Regions from separate parts of the Homo sapiens genome. Here region 1 is linked to region 2. A link is a loop called in an ENCODE intact Hi-C map of the cell type or tissue named here. Cell type or tissue: MCF 10A. All regions are shown on one strand. Each heading gives the region's core, and the rest is flanking DNA. Links, peaks and the distances in the headings are about the cores only.

Region 1 (10,714 bases), core at 3,509-8,508, 340 kb after region 2:
GTTTTTTTTTTAGACGGAGTATCGGATTGTCGCCTGGGCTGGAGTACAATGGGGCGATCTCAGCTCACTGCAACCTCTGCCTCCTGGGTTCAAGCGATTCTCCTGCTTCAGCCTCCCGAGTAGCTGGGATTACAGGCGTGCGCCACCAAGTCCAGCCAATTTTTTGTATTTTTAGTAGAGCCACCGCGCCCAGTCTTCATAGTTGTTTTTTTTTTTTTTTTTTTTTTTGAGATGGAGTTTTGCTGTTGTTGCCCCAGGCTGGAGGGCAATGGCGCAATCTTGGCTCACTGCAACCTCCGACTCCCAGGTTGAAGCGATTCTCCTGTCTCAGACTCCCGAGCAGCTGGGATTACAGGCATGTGCCACAATGCCCAGTTAATTTTTTGTATTTTTAGTAGAGACGGGGTTTCTCCACGGTAGTCAGGCTGGTCTCAAACTCCTGATCTCAGGTGATTCGTCCGCCTTGGCCTCCCAAAGTGCTGGAATTACAGGCCTCAAGCCATCCGTGCTGGGTCTTTTTTTTTTTTTTTTGAGACACAGTCTCGCTGTCACCCAGGCTGGAGTGCAGCAGTGCCATCTTGGCTCACTGCAACCTCTGCCTCCCAGGTTCAAGTGATTCTCCTGCCTCAGCCTCCTGAGTAGCTGGGATTACAGGCGCTCATCACCCTGTCAGGCTAATTTTTGTATTTTTAGTAGAGACGGAGTTTTACCATGTTGGTCAGGCTGGTCTTGAACTCCCGACCTTGTGATCTGCCCTCCTCGGCCTCCCAAAGTGCTGGAATTACAGGCGTGAGCCACTGCACCCCACCTATTGAATAACTTGATTTTAAAACCCCATCATCAAAAACCACTGAATTATATGTAATTACATCTACTAGGATCTTGTGTAGAATTTCCCAACTGACACCCATGGGCTGGAAATGGGTTACAAGGTGTGGGGACAAGGACCACCTCAGCTTCAGAAGGCCTAGTCTGGTCCCTGCAGGGCTAAGGCTCATGACATCACCTCCTGCTTATTTGTTTCAAGGTGCTGTACAAATATCCTCGCTTTCTATGTGTCCACACATGAAAAAAGGTAGCACCAAGACAGTGCTTGTTTCAGAAAACCTAGACTTCTTTCTTTTTTTCATTTCTAACTAAAAAATTTTAAAAAAAGAAAGAGAGAAGGGGTTTCGCCATGTTGGCCAGGCTAGTCTCGAACTCCTGGGCTCAAGAGATCCACCCGTGTTGGCCTCCCAAAGTGGTAGGATTACAGGCATGAGGCATCACATCCAGCTGACTTTTCTTCTTTCTTTGGTGTAGTTCTCATATCTGGCAAAAGAAAAAAAAAAAAGCCCCCCGGCCCCCATAAAACTACCTGTGGAGATTTAAAACCTTTACAGGTCTGGGCCCTGGCAATTCTTATTGGGGACTGGGGGAAAGACAGCCTTGAGTATTGTACTTTGTTTTTGTCTTTCTGAAGATTTACTGTCAGTTCTGAGAAGTCAGGCTTGTGAACCATGGTCCTATCCTGGCATCAATTCAAGTAAACATGACTGCCAAAGAATTTTTCAAGGTCCAGATGAGTTGATATCAGATACTGATCAAGGTAATTGCACAACTATCAAAGATAAAAAACTTCAAACTAAGTAAACACAAATATTGGATCTAGATTAAAATATTTTCTTGTTGTCTAAGATATAGCATTAAGAGATTTTAACTGCCTTTTAAAAGCTGATGTGCAATGGCGCAATCTCAGCTCACTGCAACCTCCACCTCCCTGGTTCAATCGATTCTCTTGCCTCAGCCTCGTGAGTAGCTGGGATTACAGGTGCCCACTACTACGCCCGGCTAATTTTTGAGTTTTTAGTAGAGACCGGGTTTCACCATGTTGGCCAGGCTGGTCTTGAACGCCTGACCTCAGGATTCCCAAAGTGTTGGGATTACAGGCGTGAGCCACCGTGCCTGGCCAGTTACTCTTTTTCTTAAGAGATGGGGTCTCGGCCATGCGCGGTGGCTCACGCCTATAGTACCAGCACTTTGGGAGGCCAAGGCAGGTGGATCACTTGAGGCCAGGAGTTCAAGACCAGCATGGGCAACATGGTGAAACCCCCCCCTCTACAAAAAATTAGCTGGGCATGGTGGTGCAGGCCTGTGGTCCCAGTTACTTGAGAGGCTGAGGCAGAAGGATCACTTCAGCCTAGGGGGTTGAGGCTGCAGTGAGCCATGATTGCCACTGCACTCCTGGGTGACAAAGCCAGATCATGTCTCAAGAAAAAAAAAAAAAAAAAAAAAGCTCAAAGAAAGGATATCTTAAAAAAACAAAAACAAAAACAACGGGGTCTCACTATGTTGCCCAGGCTTGAGTGCAGTGCTTATTCACAGATGTGATCCCACTACTGATCAGCACAGAAGTCTTGACCTGCTGCATTTCCTACTGGGCTGGCTCACCCCTCCTTAGGCAGCCCAGTGGTCCTCCGTTCCCAGGAGGTTGCCATATTGATGCTGAACTTAGTGTGGACACCTGATCGGCATAGTGCACAAAAGCCCACAACTCCTGGACTCAAGTGATCTTTCTGCCTCAGTCTACCTGGTAGCTGGGACTATATAGCCTTGCGCCACTGTGCCAGCTACTTTAGTAGCTTTTAAATGTCTGTTTCAAATCTATCTCTGGAGAAATTGGACCAGCTCTGAACTCAGAAAAAATAGGATATTCTAACTCATGAGGTAAAATGCTCCTGAATCATTTGGGGAGGGGGAAAAGAGATGAGTAGTGAGCAGAGCCAAGATGGTCATTCATATAATTCATCCTTAGAAAAAATTAATTCTCCATACTCCCTTTAAAAATAACAAGTGATTAAGCAGTGGCTTAATTGCTCTCTTAAAAGTTTATATAATAATCTAGAGGCTGGATGCGGTGACTCACTCTGGGAGGCTGAGGTGGGTGGATCACCTGAGTTCAGGAGTTCGAGACCAGCCTGGCCAACATGGTGAAACCCCGTCTCTACTAAAAATGCAAAAATTAGCTGGGTGCGGTGGTGTGCGCCTGTAGTCTCACTCACTCAGGAGGCTGAGACAGGAGAATCAGTTGAACCCGGGAAATGGAGGTTGCAGTGAGCCGAGATGGCGCTGCTGCACTCCAGTCCGGGCAACAGAGCAGGACTCCATCTCAAAAAAAAAAAAAAAAAAAAAAAAAAAAAAAAATTTCATACAGAACAGTGCTGTCCAACAGAACTTTCTGTGATGATGGAAATGTTCCACATCTGTGTAGTTCAATATTGACTACTTGAAATGGGGCTAGCATGACTGAGGACATGTTTTTACTTATATATATATGTAACTACAAATTTAAATAGCCACATGTTGCTAGTGGCTATCATATTAGATACCAGGTCTAAAAATTCTACACCAGTAGGCTGGGGGTGGTGGCTCACATCTGTAACGGCAGCACTTTGGGAGGCCAAGGTGGGAGGACCACTTGAGGTCAGGAGTTCAAGACCAGCCTGGCTAACATGGTGAAACCCCATCTCTAATAAAAAATACCAAAATTAGCTGGGTGTGGTGGTGGGCGCCTGTAATCCTAGCTACTCAGGTGGCTGAGTCAGGAGAATCACTTGAACCTGGGAGGTAGAGGTTGCAGTGAGCCAAAATCATGCCACTGCACTCCAGCCTCGGCGACAGAGGACCAGTAAAGCAAGTATGATTTTCCCCATGATCTGCAAGTCATTTGCAGGAGGGGAAACCTTTGCTCAAGCTGTCTTGTAACTTAGTTTACTTGAGTCTGAATTCTGTGCCAATAGTTCCTTTTTCTTGAACAGTGTGGGTGGATACAGAGCAGAGCTTCTGTCCTTCACTGTTAACTAAGAAGAAGACCCATCTCTTGCTGTCATTTTCCATTTAAGAGAAAAAGGGACTTTTTCCTGAGTTCTTAATGACTTCTTCGGAAAAGATTTTTTCAGTTGGGAATCTGTCTTAACAAAAGCAAAAAACTCCATAGCGTAATCACAGAATACTCCATTTTCTCAAGAATGTCCTTCTGTGTCTACATCAATAAGCTCTTAAGATGTGCAGCAAAACTAAAAAGCTAAAGAATTTGATGTGCCCAGGGTGAGGCTTTAGGGAATGCAGGGGTCTTTATAAATAGGTCATTTAGATAATAACAATGTAAATTTGCCTTCCACTCTCTCTAGGCACACCTGAAAGTCCAAGAACCTGAGATTGAAGGGTATGCTACCTATTGAAACCACTCTTCAACAGGAAGCAGGGAAATGTGAAGTGACTTCAGTAACAGAAGAATGTAAATAAGTCTCTTTATAACTGAAGGGGTTATTGAGATTACTTCAGAAGTTTTAAAGTAATTTGAATAAATTATCATACGTTTTTTCCTGTAAGTAAAACCTGCAAACATTACTATTGTTATATAGTCATAAGAATCAACAATATTTTTAAAGATATAGCTAGACTTTATAATATTTCCCCTTTTCTTCAAGGAAGATAGATTATGTCCTTGTGGTATATTTGAAAGCAAACTTTGAAGGCCTGGGCTAGTGCCATTCCAAATAATTTACTTACATTTGGCTAGGGATAAGTTTTACAGATCTGATTTTTTTTTTACTTCAGTAGCTTAATGTATTTTCCTTGTTTAATGGCCTTTTCCTAATCCCTGTTCCTTTAATTTCAAGCAAGGCTACTACTATGTTTATCCCTGGCATCCACAGGAAACAGGAAATATTAAAAGAACTCAAGATGAATTAAAAAAAATCTTTTACTGTGAACATAAGGTTTGAAATTGTCACATTTTCTTCTTTGCAAATATTTTAAGGATACACTAAAATCTACCATTTTTAAGTGAAAAAACATTCCTGAAGTGAAAATCTTACATCTCTGTTAGTCAAAAAGGTACTTGTTCTTGCCATGGATAAATCTATTCTAAAATATACTTGAATTTTATTTTATTTTTGAGACGGAGTTTCGCTCTTGTTGCCCAGGCTGGAATGCAATGGCGCGATCTCGGCTCACCATGACCTCCGCCTCCTGGGTAAAAGAGATTCTCCTGCCTCAGGATCCTGAGTAGCTGGGATTACAGGTATGTGCCACCACACCAGGCTAATTTTGTATTTTTTTTTTTTTTTTTTTTTAGTAGAGATGGGGTTTCTCCATGTTGGTCAGGCTGGTCTTGAACTCCCAACCTCAGGTGATCCGCCCACCTCGGCCTCCCAAAGTGCTAGGATTACAGGTGTGAGCCACCGCACCCGTCCAAATTTTAAATCAAAATTAAAATAACTTCTAGATAGAAGGATCTGGATTTTATCAATGGTTAACTGTGTTCTTACAAAGTTACAAATGGCACTGAGTAGCTGAATTCCTACCATTAATTCAAAGATTTATCAGCTTATGTTTCAACAACATAATGACACCTTTAGGTCAATTTTAGAAATGTTTTTGGCATTTATACTCAACCTCATTTCCTTCCAAGTTTTGAACAAGAATTCTACATTGTGGGCATTAGCATCATGGCTTATCTTTGCATCCTGAGTTCCATAAATCTTTGCAGAATGAATAAACTTGCTGAAAAATGTACATAAAATTAAGACAGAGGCAAAACCTACTGTAAAATTAAGACAGAAGCAAAGCCTGGTATAATGAGCTACTTTTATAATTTTGTAACTGTAAAATAGTATTTATAATATTTTGTAAATAAAAATAGAATTGTATAACTATTATGCATTTTAGAATAGGTAGGGACATTTTGTTTTCACTTTGCTGTCTTGTTAGAGCCATAGCTAGAAGCTGATATTCCTCAGGTAACAAAGACTGCAGCCAAACTCTAAGAACAGAATGATCCATTAACTTTGAAAGAAGTTAAAATAGAATTTTTAAAAGATGAAAGAAAATCCATTAATACAAGGTTTTCACTCTAGCTTATGATTTTGGGCAAGTCATGGAATCTGATTTAATGGGGATAAAGGTTAATTGGTCCATATGCTGCAGAGCCTGTGTATGTGAAACAAGTGGGATGTTGTATAGGATGGTGCTTTGTGAACTGTAAAGTGATACTTACACAGTAAGGTTGAACAGGCACTACACAGGTACACCATGCAGAGAACGGAGTGCTTTGGAAGTATCTGAGAAATGGTGAGTCACTGGCTGGAGAAACGGGTTTATGGGGGAGGAATTATTTCACAAGTTGTGGCGTGGTGGTGGAAGACTGAAGGCTTAAATGACAAAAAGAGACTTTTTTTTGTAAGGCAAAAGGAGTCTGTGACATTTCCTGAGTTGGCTAAAAGACATAATGTGGCAGGAGCTTTAGGAAGATCAAATGAGCAACTGGACCTAATTTCAATTTCAGCAGTCACAGACTTCCCATTTACCGAGGGCTTACAAGCTCCTCTTACTGTGTTCAGAAGTTTATAGATATTACCTCAATTAATCCCTAACAACCCTTAAAGGTTCACATTACTACTCTGTTACAAATGTGAGAGTGGAGGCTTACAGTTAACAAACTTATTATCCAAAGCCAGGGAAATTAAGATGAGGAATATCCAAGACTATTATACAATAAAACGGGATACGTGACGAAATCTAGATGTGAGACCAGGAATATTGCTATGTGCGTGCAAAGATTCAGGAGAAGCATTACAGAGATTTGCTGACTAAATGATTTGCTGACTAAAGATTCAGGAGAAGCATTGCCAAGATTTGCTGACTAAATGGTAATGAGGGATCTCATATACATAAGGTGTTATGGTAGCCTTTGTTCTCCTGAGCAAACACCATGCCAACATGTAATCAGCTAAAAAAAATCTGTTCAGACAGTTCTACAGAATCTCATGATTTTTCCATTTTCAGTGAAACTGTTTTTAAAGTACATTTAATTCCAGTTTAAAGTCATCAGTTTAACTTTAATACATGCTGATGTTGGGCAGACAAGATTTTAGGAGAACATAATAGAACTCCAGGCACTTGTCTGACTTAATTCTGCCATTTTCACAAATTTGGAAAATCTCCATCCTTACAGTGATGGAGAGGCAGGCAGGATGCCAAGGAGGCTTGTCATACCTTAGGTCCTTCCAGTTATTCTGCCACTTGTTTTTCTTCTTCTTCATCAGTCAGCCAGACTGTGAGAGACTGGTGTCAGGCTGTCCCAGCCATAGCCTGTAGAGGAGACTCGGCCTCACTTTCTCTATGTGTTATCCTCTTTTCCGCTGGGGGTTTTAAGGTGCCAGCCTTAAGTTCCTAGTCTAAGCAAATAGTAAAGCAAGAGTGCTGACGGCTCTCAAAGCCCAGTGAGTTCCTTCTGAAGGAAGATGTATTCAATAAATGCTTGTGACATGACCAACGTTAATAGCAACTGATATTCTGAACCATTTTTTTTAAATTATTTTATTTTTTTGCTTTAGCTTTTTGGTGAGGGACTTGAGGGATAAAGATGACAAGCTTTGGGCCAGGCGCGGTGGCTTACACCTGTAATCCCAGCACTTTGGGAGGCTGAGGCGGGTGGATCACCTGAGGGCAGGAGTTCGAGACCAGCCTGGCCAACATGGTGAAACCCTATCTCTACTAAAAATACAAAAATTCACCAGGCGTGGTGGTGGGTGCCTGTAATCACAGCTACTCGGGAGGCTGAGGCAGGGACACCAAGAGACGGAGATCTTCCCCAGTTAGCACTGAGATAGGTTACAAAAAAAAAAAAAAAAAAAAAGCTAAAAAAATAGGACAGATTACTGCTAAGAACAGACCCATGATAATAATGTAAGAGCACTAAATAGGCCAATTTAAGAGACACATATTAAATTCTAATTTACTCCATTATCCATTTAGTCTTACAGTTCTGCCATTATTATTATTTCATATCCTGCTCAAGGATTTTCTCAGTTTTATCTCTGTCCCTCCTACTCCTCTTCTTTTTTTGGAGATGGTGTCTCCCTCTGTTGCCTAGGCTGGAGTGCAGTGGTGCGATCTCGGTTCACTGCAACCTCTGCCTCCCAGGTTCAAGCAATTCTCCTGCCTCAGCCTGCCAAGTAGCGGGTGGTACGCACTACTATGCCCGGCTAATTTTTTGTATTTTTAGTAGAGATGGGGTTCACCATGTTGGCCAGGCTGTCTCAAACTCCTGACCTCAGGTGATCCACCCACCTTGGCCTCCCAAAGTGCTGGGATTACAGGCGTGAGCCACTGTGCCCAGCCCAAAAAAGATTTTCTTACCCTCCTCCTCAGAATTTGATAATTGTTTTTTAAAAAATGTACTGATAAAAAGACACATATATAGGTGCTGACTCTGTTGACAATCTATCCCCAGTCTACTGGATCTCCAAATAAACATGAAATGTTTTTCATTCTCAAAAAAAAAAAAAAAATAATAATTTACTGGTAAATTATAAAGAAGGATTTAGCTATTGACTCTGGCAAACCTTAAACATTTTCATGCAAAAAAGAATACATAGGTATGCTTGCACTGTATTTTTTTTTTTTTTTTTTTTTTGAGACGGAGCCTCGCTCTGTCGCCCAGGCCGGACTGCGGACTGCAGTGGCGCAATCTCGGCTCACTGCAAGCTCCGCTTCCCGGGTTCACGCCATTCTCCTGCCTCAGCCTCCCCAGTAGCTGGGACTACAGGCGCCCGCCACCGCGCCCGGCTAATTTTTTGTATTTTTAGTAGAGACGGGGTTTCACCTTGTTAGCCAGGATGGTCTCGATCTCCTGACCTCATGATCCACCTGCCTCGGCCTCCCAAAGTGCTGGGATTACAGGCGTGAGCCACCGCGCCCGGCCTGTATTTTTTTTTTTTTAACTGTACTATGGCAAACTGATTTGTCATGAAAAACTTCCTGCTTTTCCATGACTTTGAGGATAACGTCCTTTAGCTATCTGATGTTAAAAGAAGAGGCTGGTTACTGCAGTAGAATATCATAATTCTGGGGGGGTTGGTACATGTTTGGTTTACCCACAGTAGGGAGCATGCTTACCAAAAGCATGTGAAGCATTGCTCTAAGTCTCTGGATCCTTCTGCACATCTCCATCTACATACTTCGTAGTCACAGTTCCTAATATCTCACCTGCTGTTATCATTGCCTACTTGAAAATCTGGCAGGAAGGTTATTAGGGAAAAGGAAAAGGGGAATATCATTTAAGTTCCCTCACAACTGCTCTTCAAACACTAGCAGAGAATGTTAGAAAGAAAAAGAGTAAGAAACAAATGGAAGGAAAAGCTAAAATAGACGTGAGGAATATGGAGGGAAACACGTTCCAACTTCCCCATTCCTATTAATACTCCTTTCATGCCTGGATCAAAAAAGTGCTACCTCTTCACTCATGGAGAGTTTTTGACTGCTTCCTGTCTTCAGCTCCTGGTCTAGTTTCTAAACGCCTAATTTCATTCTTTTGCTCAACCCAACCAGACCTGGTCCAGGCTACAGGAGCCAAGAACTAGAAACTAGCGTAGATCTAGTAAGTGACAAGACTGAGAAACTTCAAGTCCCTACTCCCAATGTTAGATCTGCTGAAGAAGGCATACGTGTTCCTAAGATCTGAGGTTTGCACACTGAATACATTTTTTTTTTTTTTTTGAGATAGAGTCTTGCTCTGTTACCCAGGCTGGAGTGCAGGGCATGATCTTGGCTCACTGCAACCTCTGCTTCCTAGCTTCAAGTGATTCTCATTCCTCAGCCTACCAAGTAGCTGGCATTACAGGCACACACCACCAGGCCCGGCTAATTTTTGTGTTTTTAGTAGAGATGGGCTTTCACCATGTTGTCCCAGGCTGGTCTCGGAATCCTGACCTCAGGTGATCCACCCACCTTGGCCTCCCAAAGTCTTGGGATTACAGGCGTGAGCCACAGTGCCTGGCCACACTGAGTAATTTTTTTTTTTTTTCAGACGGAGTCTCACTCTGTCGCCCGGGCTGTAGTGCAGTGGCGTGATCTTGGCTCACCACAACCTCTGCCTCCACCTCCCGGATTCAAGTGATTCTCCTGTCTCAGCCTCCCAAGTAGCTGAGATTACAGGTGCCCACCACCATGCCTGGCTAATTTTTGTGTTTTTAGTAGAGACGAGGTTTCACTATACGTTGGCCAGGCTGGTCTCGAACTCCTGCCCTCAGGTGATGCACCTGCCTTGGCCTCCCAAAGTTTTGGGATTACAGGCATGAGCCACTGTGCCCAGCCACTGAATACATTTTTAAAAGAGATATTTTCTTCAGTGTGGTTAGGGTGTGTGATACTGTTAGTCTGGTCTTCAGATATAGCACAGGGTAAAATACTATCTTTCATGGCCTGGCTTGGGAATCTAACCACCAGGGATACTATGAAAAATCCTTAATAACCAGTAGGGTACAGGAGCCAAAACAACCAGTGTGCTCCTTCTTCTCTATCTTACAACCAAATATCATCAAATGGTTTGGCTACAATCAGCTCCTATGGAAACCTGTTACTCCAGTTTCAAACAAATGACTTATAGTTGGCTCTATGGAACCTTTTAGGGACTCCTAATCATAAAATGATTGCTCAGCAGGGCAGCTTATGCTTGATCTGCCCTGTTAAGAAAAAAAATTTTTTTCAAAATTTTCTTTTTCCCTCATAAAATAAACACCAGCTACTATGGCACTTTCAAAGAACTACAACAGGATATTTCATTCTTCAGGGGAGGAGACCCCACTTTAACTGCTGATAATCTGAAATTTACTTCCAACCTCCTGGCAAGTACACAGCAAGGGCAACACTTTACTTATGGCTTCCCTCC
Region 2 (10,714 bases), core at 1,987-6,986:
CCTTTAAAGTTAATTTGGCTGAAGTTTTTTCTTTTATCAAGAGAATCACAAAACAAAAGCAATCTAAAGCCAAGGAAGGAAGTACAAAAGCAATTAAGTTTAAAAGGGACAGAAGACCAAAAGGTATATAAAAATAAAGCAGGAAAAATGGAAACAGTTTGCAGCAGACAAAGGGGCCAGATTTCCAAGAAGAACAATGTGATGCTTTTTAATGTAATTGGTCCCTCATGAACTAATCAGTAAAAGCAAGATGGCTGACAGACGGATCCAGCCACAGCCTCCAACAGCTGTCTAGCCCCCCTGAGGTGATCATACTCAATCGCACCATTTGGGGATGTGAATAACAGAACATCAAGCTGTGAAGGTAAAAAGCTGGGAAACCAAGGAAACTCCCTGAACAGGAGCCTTGAGAACAAATAAGGAAGATAGTCCAGACCCAGCATGGACATGAAAGCCAAAGGATGACAATGCACCCAAATTAACAGAAGCCAGAAAATAGGCGAAAACCAGAGATTTGCCAAAATTGCTAAGTTCAAACCAGGTCCACGACTAGGATATTTGAGAGTGAAACAGGGTAACTTTGAAACCCAGAGAAATAAGCAACAGCCTTCCAAGGGGGGCACAGTTGCTCCAGAGATGCAAAAAGATTTTAGAAGTTACTAGGTCCCCGAGGGTTTTAAAGTAATCCGTCTTCCTATCCTCTGCTTTTACAGGTACTCTTCCTATAACTGTTAACAGCCTGATAATGCACTCTCCTATTTCTTGGTCATTTTTCTCCTGATTTACCAAAAAAAAAAAAAAAAAAAAAAAAAAAAGGTCTACCTGTCACCCATCTCAAACCTTAAGATGGTTCTAGAACCAAAGATACAATTACATTAATTATTTTAATCAAGCCCCCATAGTTTCACAAACATACCCCTCAGTGAATCTAATTGAGATGCATTTTCTATATATTTCTCCTTTTTAAAAATAATTACCAAATGTTTTAATACATTTATACCATTTTGAGTAGCTGCAGACTATTAATAATTACAGTGATAATTTGATGCCAAAGAAATATTTTAACACTAGTAACCTTATCATCACAAAAAATTATAGGTAATTTTTAACTTCAATTTTATATATTTGTTGTTGCTGCTGCGTTTAAGTTTACTAGGGTGAATGTATCCAGGGACTCAAGAGAAACAGAAGATAATGGACAGCCAGAAAGAGGGAGAGAAAGAGTTTTTTTGTTGTTGTTTTTTGTTTTTTTTTTTTTTTTTGTAATTGACTCATTTGATTGTGGAGCCTTGGAATCCTGAAATCTGTTGAAATAATTTTTGGAAGGCCATTAAACCACGGCAGCTCCAGCACCCTGGGTTCCTATGTAAGCAAACTGAAACCCAACTAGATGTAAATGGTCATAGTCCAGGCCTGTCAGAAACCACCACCTCACCTCTAGCTAGGGACTTTCCACTGGAATGATTGCTTTGCCTTGCTTCCACATTCACCATATAAAAGCTCCCCCTTGTTCTCCTTTTCTGGAGCCCTGAACTGCCTATGGTCTGGAACTGCCCAACTTATGATTCATTGTCCACCCAAATTTGAATGTGACTTAGTTTATATTTTAACAAATCTGTGGGGTAGGCTGACAGGCTGGAGACTCAGGCAGGAGTTAATGTTGCAGTCTTGAGTTTTCATCTTCAGAAAATCTTTCTCAATTTTTGCTCTTAGGGCCTTCACCTAACTAGATGAATCACCACTGACATGGTTTGGATTTGTGTCCCCACCCAACTGTCATGTTAAATAATAATCCCTAATGTTGGAGGTGGGTTTGGTGAGAGGTGATTGAATCATGGCGACAGATTTCCCCCTTTGGTGCTCTTCTCCTGATAGAGTGCTCACGCGATCTGGTTGTTTAAAAGTGAGTGGCACCTCCCCCACCTTCCTCTTGCTCCGGCCATGTAAGAGGTGCATGCTTCCCCTTCGCCTTCCACCAAGATTGTAAGTTTCCTGAAGCCTCCCCAGTCATGCTTCCTGTACAGCCTGCAGAACCATAAGCCAATTAAACCTCTTTTCTTTATAAATTGCCTAGTCTCAGGTATTTCTTTATAGCAGTGCAAGTACAAACTAATTCAACCACCCACATTATCAAGGATGGTCTCCTTTAACTCAAGTAAACTGATTGTAGATGTTAACCTTTACTTAAAGTCAACTGATTGTAGATGTTAACAACATCTGTAAAATGCCTTGTCAGCAATACTTAGACAGTGTTGATTGAACAACTGGGAACTATAGCCTAGACAAGTTGACACAAAAACTAACCATCACCTTGAACAACCATAGAAGTGCAAAAATATGTTACATTATGATAAAATTCTGTAAGAGAAGTAGGGTAAAAATACAATTTCAAATATCAAATATTTTAAGAGTGTTTTATTTTTCATCTTTTTTGTGTTTTTAGAGACAAGGTCTCCCTCTGTTGCCCAGGCTGGAGTGCAGTGAAGCCATGAAAGCTCATTGCAAGCTCAAACTCCTGAGGTCAAGCAATCCTCCCACCTCAGCCTCCCCAGGAGCTGGGACTACAGGTACGGCCCACCACACCTGGCTAATTTTTGTAAATTTTTTGCAGAAATGGGGTCTCACTATGTTGCCCAAGCTGTCTCAAACTCCTGGCCTCAAGAGATCCTCCCACCTTAGCTTCCCAAAGTGTTGAGATTACAGGCATGAACCACTGTGACCAGCCTCTTAAGAGTGTTTTAAAACATATATTACATCTTTTGTAAGGTTTTTGACTTATGATGAAAAACAGTATATGTCAACATAAAAGTATGCAAGTATTGATTATCAAAATTCCGGTAGGGGTTATGCAAGCAAAACTGAAGACAAGTTCTAGCTAGGATAACAGAGTACAGTAAGTTCTCACTTATCATTATTGATAGATTCTTGGAAACTGACTTTAAGTGAAATTATGTATAACAAAACCAATTTTTTTTTATCAATGTTGTAACAAAATGAGACATTGAAGGAAATGCTATTTGAGGACTTGCTGTACCTCCTTTCACTTAAAGTTGAAGTTTCCAGGAACTTATTGATGATGTTAGTGAGGCCTTACAGTATTGTTGCTAAATTTATGGACTCAGACTGTACTGTACCTACATATTAGCTGTGTGAATTTAGGGAAATAAATGAAATTCCTCGGTTTTGGGGAATGTTATTTAATATGCTATATTATTAGCACTTATCGATCAGATTTGGAGGTAGATTAAGTGACATAATATCTTCAAAGCACTTAGCACAATTTCTGGCACAGAATAACTCCTCAACAAACGCCAGCTATTATTATTATTCAGCAGATGTCAGTTGTAGAACATAAATCCACGAAGACCTATAAATGCAAGAACTCACACCAGGCTTGTCTTGCCTGCTTAGCTTTTCTCTGATCCTCTCTGCTAGTAAATCCCTGAGGCTCCATGGCTAGACACTAAAAGATTGGTCCTAAATCCCAACCTCAGTTCATAATGTATATTATCTCCAGTTTTCCTCCAGAAAGTGCTCTAGCAATGGAACCCTCAAGTTCCTTCATCTGTCTGTTTCAGCTGTAAGCCTTGCAGACCAGGCATGTTTACTTTGGTAAACATTTTGAGGGTTTTCCTGTCATTTGGCATGTGTGTGGCTCTCTTCAAACTCTCCGTTTGTCAGCCCAAATGCAGTTCTGTGAGCATCCTGGGGCTGCTTAGATAGATAGATTATTGAACTATCCAACTATTTTCTAGAATTCTAACTTAAATTTGTTCTGCAATTTAAACCTGTCTTTTTTTTTTTCAAGCGGAGCCTAGGAAATAGGCCTCTTCAAAGAACGAAAACACAAAATGTCGGATTAACTCTTCAGTGTAATTGATTTTCAGTGTGATCAAAGATTTCTTTTAATTCGATCTTCACAAGGCATAGACTTTTCTGGAACAACCTTGCTCCTACCCCTATTTAAATTTAAAAATTAAATCATTTTTTAAATCACTTAAGTAATAATGTACTTTGAAGACACTTCAGAGAAATGAAACAAAGAGGGATAAAATACCACATTTTCATCACCCAAAGACAACCATGTTAATCTTTTTAAACTCTTTTTTTGTGAGAAGAAAAAAAAATCTCCTTCTCCTACTACACACACACACACACACACACACACACACACACACACACACACACACCAACCACCAAAAATAAAAAAGGGGAGTAAAAGCAGATCCAAATGTGATTTCCTGCCTTTAAATCTGTTGCAGACACTTATGCTAATTACCCAGCAACCTTCATTTCCTTAGGTCACCGAAGAGAACAAGAGCTTTTCTCAGCAGGCTGAGTGGTTCTTACCTGCCTCTCCGCTAATGAAATTCCCAGTTTTGTCTCTGGCTTTTGCTAACAAGGCAAGCCTCCTACCGTTTCCATCCTTTAGATGGCAGCATGATCTCTAACACTTTACGGCCTTTTTTCCCAAGTTATGCAATTCTTGCAATTAAAAAAAAAAGGTTTAATTTTCTGAGGGAGTGCTGAGGAGCTGGAGAAATTAGGAGGGGAAAGAGGAGCCATTGAGGATGAAGGTATGAAAAATGGAGAAGCCAGAATTTGCGTGTGGAATCTGAATGTTTCCAGTTACCACATCTACCCCTATCCCATTACAGATAGCAAATAGGTGATGGATACACATCTATGTGGTAACTGGAATTTTATTTTTTACATTTTGATATTTATTAACAAAAATGGTCCTGAAAAGGATTGAGTCAAAATTACAAAGTGATAAGAGTTAAAATAAAAATCGTTCTTAACTGTATTGTCAGCTGGGCAGAGTGGCTCCGGCCTGTAATCCCAGCACTTTGGGAGGCCAAGGCGGGCAGATCACTTGAGGTCAGGAATTTGAGACCAGCCTGGCCAACATGGTGAAACGCCATCTCTACTGAAAATACAAAAATTAGCAGGCATGGTGGTGGGCACCTGTAATCCCAGCTACTTGGGAGGCTGAGGCATGAGAATCACTTGAACCTGGGAAGCAGAGGTTGCAGTGAGCTGAGATCGCACCCCTGTACTCCAGCCCGGGCGACAGAGGGAGACTCTGTCTCAAAAAAATAAATTAAATTAACTGTATTGTTTCTGGGGGACTTTAACCAGTCCAGAAAGCTATTTTTATCTCCTGAAACAGGACTTAAGTCACACTATTCATATGATAGATTTTAATAGAAACTCTTCCTCTTTCCTTCTGTCAAAGCAAAATATAGTGAAGGTCTTTGTTTTTACCTCAAACCTGCTTTCCAAATAAGTGTGCATACATGTAGATGGATTGGGATGGGGTGAAGGGAAAAGTTAAACAAAAAGGTTAAAAAAAAAAAAAAAGAGGCGGGGGCAGGCTGGGCACAGTGGCTCACATCTGTAATCCCAGCACATTGGGAGGTTGAGGTGGGAGGATTGCCTAAGCCCAGGAGCTCGAGATTTGCCTGGACAACATAGGGAGACACCATTTCTACAAAAAAAAAAAAAAATTTTTTTTAATTAGCCAGACATGGTGGTGCACGCCTGTGGTCCCAACTACTCAGGAGGCTGTAGCAGGAGGATCACTTTGGAAGTGAGAAGGTGAATACACTAGGGGAAAGTTAAGGCTGCAGTCAGCTGTGATGACATCACTGCACTATGGCCTGGGTGACAGAGTGAAACCCTTTCTCAAAAACAAGAAAGCCAAAATCTTAAAAACGGGAAATGAAGGCTGTTCATGGGTTATCCCTGTCATATCCCACTCACTGTGGTTTGCAAGATTCTGCACAATAAAATGTGCTCATTCATTCATTCAGTACATATTTATTGACTTCCTGCTGTGTGCCAGACACAGTAAGAGAGCAGACAGTCTAGACAGCTGTACCGCTGAGCAGTAGGCCCGTAGTCAACACTGGACACAGGTGTAAATAAAGCAGATCGTTCTCCCTTATTCTGCCCTTGTGCATCTCATGTTCTAGTATTAGAGGCAGACAATTTAAAAGGAAACAGATATAAATTTAGGTAGTGACAAGGACCATGAGGAAAAACCAAACATAACAAAAAGGCTAGAAAGGGTGTAGGGAGTGGCCGTTTTAGACAGGATTGTCAAGGCATGCTTCTCTTGGGAGGTGATATTTGAGCAGAGACCTGATGAAGCAAGTGAGGGAGTGAGCCACTAGGCACCTGGGAGAAAGTAAGGCAAAGGGAACAGCAATGCAAAGGCTGTGGCATCCAGGCATCCTTGGTTGTTGGAGGAACAAGAGGAAGCTGGTATGGCTAGAACGGGACAAGCAAAGCAAGGAGTAGCCAGAGAGAGATGAGGTCAGAAAGAAGAGGGCACATAGGGCCTTGGAGTCCCCAGAAGGGGTGCTGGGTTTTATTATAAAGGTTATGGAAAACCTTTATGTGAAGTAACATGGCCTAATTTCCATTTGAAAAGGATCACTCTGGCTATGGCACAGAGTACATCCTAAGTATGGGAAGAGGCAAGAGTGGAAATAGAAAGGCCACTCCAGAGGCTGTTGCAAAAGCCAGTGGAGGGATGGTGTGGTCTGTGGGGGAGGAAGGGAAATGGAGAGCTGGAAGACAGGGAGGGCTTGAGTGCTGGGAGGACTTGGAAGTGGTGTGGCAGGGAACCAATAGTTCTATTTTGGGCAGTTGGGTTTAAGTTGCTATTAGTCATTCCGTTACAGATGTCAAATAGGTGATGGATACAGAAATCTAAAACTCAATGGAAAGGTCAGAACTGGAGAAAACTTGGAAGTCCTGTGTATGGAGATAGTACATGTAACCAAATAGCTGAATAAGGTCATGCAGAGAGCAAGTGTGGGTAGAGAACAATCCAGGGACAGAGGCCTGGGGCGCTCCTGCGTTTAGAGCAGCCAGCTAAAGAAACCGAGAAGGAAGGCCAAGCAAGGTAAAGAGGAAACCATGGCAGTTAGGGGTCCCAGAAGTGAGCATTTCAATAGGGAGGAAGTGATCAATTTTGTCAGAAGCTTGTAAGCATTCAGGTAAATGAATACCAAGAACGGACCACTGGATTTGGCAAGATGAATGTCATTGCGGATGTTGGCAAGAGCCCTCTAAGCAGAATATGAGAACAGGATTGATTAGTGTGAAATAGAGAACACCAGGCGAAGGCCGTTAAGCTGGGAAATCCTGCTGAGGAGTTTTGCTATCAAGGAATGATAAGTGAGGTAGAAATGGGAGGGGGTGGGGGTGCTAGGAAGAGCTTTTCAAGATGGGAGATATTTCAACACATGTATGTGCTGATGGAGACGATCCAGGAGAGAGGAGGTCAGAGTGATGCAGGGGGAACCAGATGAGGAGGACATCATTGCACACATGGAGGCATGGAGGGAGCGCGGACCCCCGGGTAGATGTGGTGGTGGGAAGATGAGGTCATTGTCTCTCTTTTTTTCTTTTCTTTTTTGAGTCAGAGTTTCACGCTTGTTGCCCAGGCTGGAGTGCAACGGCGCGATCTCGGCTCACTGCAAGCTCCGCCTCCCAGGTTCAAGCAATTCTCCTGCCTCAGCCTCCCAAGTAGCTGGGATTACAAGCACCAGCTACCACACCTGGTTAATTTTGTATTTTTAGTAGAGACGAGGTTTCACCATGTTGGCCAGGCTGGTCTCCAACTCCTGACCTCAAGTGAGCCACCCGACTTGGCCTCCCAAAGTGCTGGGATTACAGGTGTGAGCCACTGCACTCAGCCCATTTTTCTTAATGACACAAGAAACAAGGTTATCGACCAAGAGTAAGGAATGGGAGGGAGTGTTGAAGGCTTAATGAGAGAGGAGAAAGTGTAGAATATTCCTTTTTGGAAGCGGGAAGGTGAATTCACTAGGGAGAATACAAGAAGATTTCGGGAAGGCTCTGTAGGCTCATCTGAGGTTTGAAAGTTTAAACTGATTCCTGGCAGCACATGTTGATTTTTTTTCTTCCAGCCACATGCCAGCAAGCCAGGCAGGTCTGAGCCACACCCCCAACCCTCCCCTCCATCCCTATCGTCCCCAGGCCTCTCTTATCACTCCTCTGGCTTCTTCACATCTTAACTTTCTCTCCCGTCTGCACTAAAAAAAGGGCCCAAATGTAGTGTGGAAGGCTCTTTTTCTGCCACCTGCTCCTATACCTCTGCACTTAGGCCACTCAGAGATCTCATTCACTCCCAGACCTTTAGCTATCTTCTGAATGGCAGTCCCAATCTCTGCTTTCCCTCCAGACCGAAATGTTTGTCTCTTGGGCATCTGCGTCTTGATATCCCTCTGGCTCATAAAACCCAGCAGGTGCAGCAGTGAATTACTTGGCACAATCATCATGCTGCTCTTCAAAGCTTGCTTTTCCTGTGATATTCTGTTTCATTTAACATCATCTATCCAACCTTCAAGACAAGAGGCCTTAGATTGGTCTTCAATGTCTCCCTCTTCTTAGTTTTCTCTGTTCCCCTGTGTACATGAAGTTGTTGAGAATTTCTATCAATTCTACTACCATAGTGTTTTTCAAATTTGGCTTCAGAATCACTGCCTCATTTATGCTGTTTCTCCTTAAATCTATTTCCTGTGGTAACTATTATTTGTGAAGAAGGGTCTAGTATTAGTCCCCGCTCAAAAATATAAAGATATTCCTATTAACCCTTAAAATCCTTAGCCCTGAGTTCATGTTCTTGCTGTAATCATTACAGCTGGTTTTTTCCCAGCTCTTACCTCACATCACCCCCTTCCAGAATTGTATACACTCCCAACTGAACAGTTTTCCTCCTACTTTCCCACCATGCTGGTCAGTCCGATGCTCACCAATACCCATGGAAACGTCCACTCTTCCAGGCCCTTGGGCACTAAGAATGGGGCCCTTTGACTGGTTCTGCTCATGACAGGCATCACTTCCAGGTGAATGCAGTTGTGAGCCAAGTGCGTTCACCTCTCTCCTCCCCTGCCAGTCACCTTGGAGGGCACATGCTCCAAATGGCATAGCTACATGACGAAAGAGGATTGTCTGACCTATATCAGGTTTTACGTAAGTGAAAAATACATGTATTTTGTTACAACACTGGAATTCGGGATTTGCCTAATGAAGCAGCTAGCATTTACTGTCCCAATGCTGCAGCCCTGTGTCTTTGTTTATACAGATGCCTTTGCTCAAATGCTTTCTCCTCTTCCTATTCATGACCTTTGGCTATTGAAATCCTCACTCTCAAAAGTAGACCTTCCCAAATGCTGGTATGTAGGTTGTTTGGTCCATGATTAAATTCCACCTAAGTCAAAGGGGTAAAAGAAAAATTACAACCGAACAAGATTCCGTAAAAGTAAATAGATTCAATTTAAAGCACTGTCTTTGGACTGAGATAACTCCTTCCATATTCAAGTGACTTCTATTATAAATTAATGGTGGTATTTGATGGCAAGAGAGAGAGGTTTTGTTTTGTTTTGTTTTGTTTTGTTTTGTTTTGTTTTGTTTGAGACGGAGTCTTACCCTGTCGCCAGGCAGGAGTGCAGTGGCGCGATCTTGGCTCACTGCAACCTCCACCTACCGGGTTCAAGCGATTCCCCTGCCTCAGCCTCCCGAGTAGCTGGGATTACAGGCGCCCGCCACCACGCTCAGCTAATTTTTGTATTTTTAGTAGAGACAGGGTTTCACCATGTTGGCCAGGATGGTCTCGATCTCTTGACCTCATGATCCTACCACCTCGGCCTCCCAAAGTGCTGGAATTACAGGCATGAGACACTATGCCCAGCCTAGAGAGAGGTTTTTAACCCCATTATTTGGCAAAATAAAGTTGGACATCTGTGTTTCGTTTCCAAAATTGTTTTCTAAATGTCATTACTTTATATACTCAAGTTCAGCAACCAGTGCTGGCACTAAGGTTAGGAAGACTTTCATTATCCTCCCAGACCAAAGTGACCTCGGATGTCTTTTAGTGACGTCTGATGCTTTGAGCGCTTGACTTTAATGTTTTATCTCTCCTCCTGGAGAGAAAATTCTTTCAGGCAAGTGATCTTTCTTATTCCCGTACAAGAAGGGCAGGAAAAACTATTCTTATTACCCATACAAGAAGGGCAGGAAAAAACTATTCTTAAACAAATGAGGGTAAAACCTTCTTATTGCCCATACAAGAAGGGCAGGAAGAATTATTCTTAAACAAATGAGAAAGCTGAGCTCTAAAAAAAATTAAATTACTTGGAAATTATAATTTTCAACATTTATTGAGCACTTAACTATTTGCCAGGCACTGTTCTATGCATTTCGCATGTACTTACTCATTTTGTTCTTGAAAAATATCTATCAGGTAGGTTACAATTCCCATCCCCATTTTGCAGAAAAAGAAGGCAACCTGCCCAAAGTCACAGAGCTAGGAAGTAGTCCCTTTAAGGCTTAAATTCTGGAGCCCATGAATTTATGGGCTTTTTAAAACACAAACCAAGTCTCCTGGTTCCTGGCTGGTGTTCTTTTCTAGTAGATCACTTTTTCTTCAACTTATTTGTTAAAGTATTTATAATTTCAAGTAAGCTTATCAGAGAACTCAGCCCCTTTTGTAATGTCTAATCAGTATTTCAGTACAATTATCTTAGATTTGCCAGTCCACATTCTAATTTTCTACATACATCTGTTTACCTTTAAGGTCTTCCTCTTTCTGTGTGAATTTCTTTCCTGCCTGTCCCCCAGAAAGAAAATAAATTAAATTAAGTCATCGAACATTGTTCAGGCAACTGTGACAGAA

Evidence for each region. A loop is a pair of places that touch in the nucleus more often than their neighbours do. Peaks named below come from ENCODE experiments on the same cell type or tissue, not always from the same donor. Only the 100,000 strongest peaks of a DNase experiment are listed, where the experiment ranks them.
Region 1: a loop joins it to region 2, with 3 times the contacts of the local background. A loop is called at or near these places in 4 of 110 quality-filtered maps.

The regions. Positions count from the first base shown.
Region 1 is chr12:19,295,376-19,306,089 of GRCh38, reverse strand. All of the region lies in intron 15 of PLEKHA5 (pleckstrin homology domain containing A5), which reads right to left. It also overlaps the pseudogene RN7SL67P. Among named protein-coding and RNA genes, the nearest start is that of AEBP2, 140 kb to the left of the region's middle. In MCF 10A, for the core only: no CTCF peak of the experiment used is centred there; DNase peaks (open chromatin) are centred at 6,119 and 6,629.
Region 2 is chr12:19,637,537-19,648,250 of GRCh38, reverse strand. The region is part of intron 3 of LOC101928387 (a long non-coding RNA gene); the gene reads right to left. Among named protein-coding and RNA genes, the nearest start is that of AEBP2, 200 kb to the right of the region's middle. RefSeq lists enhancers at 103-604, 4,061-4,620. In MCF 10A, for the core only: a CTCF peak has its summit at 4,441; a DNase peak (open chromatin) is centred at 4,420.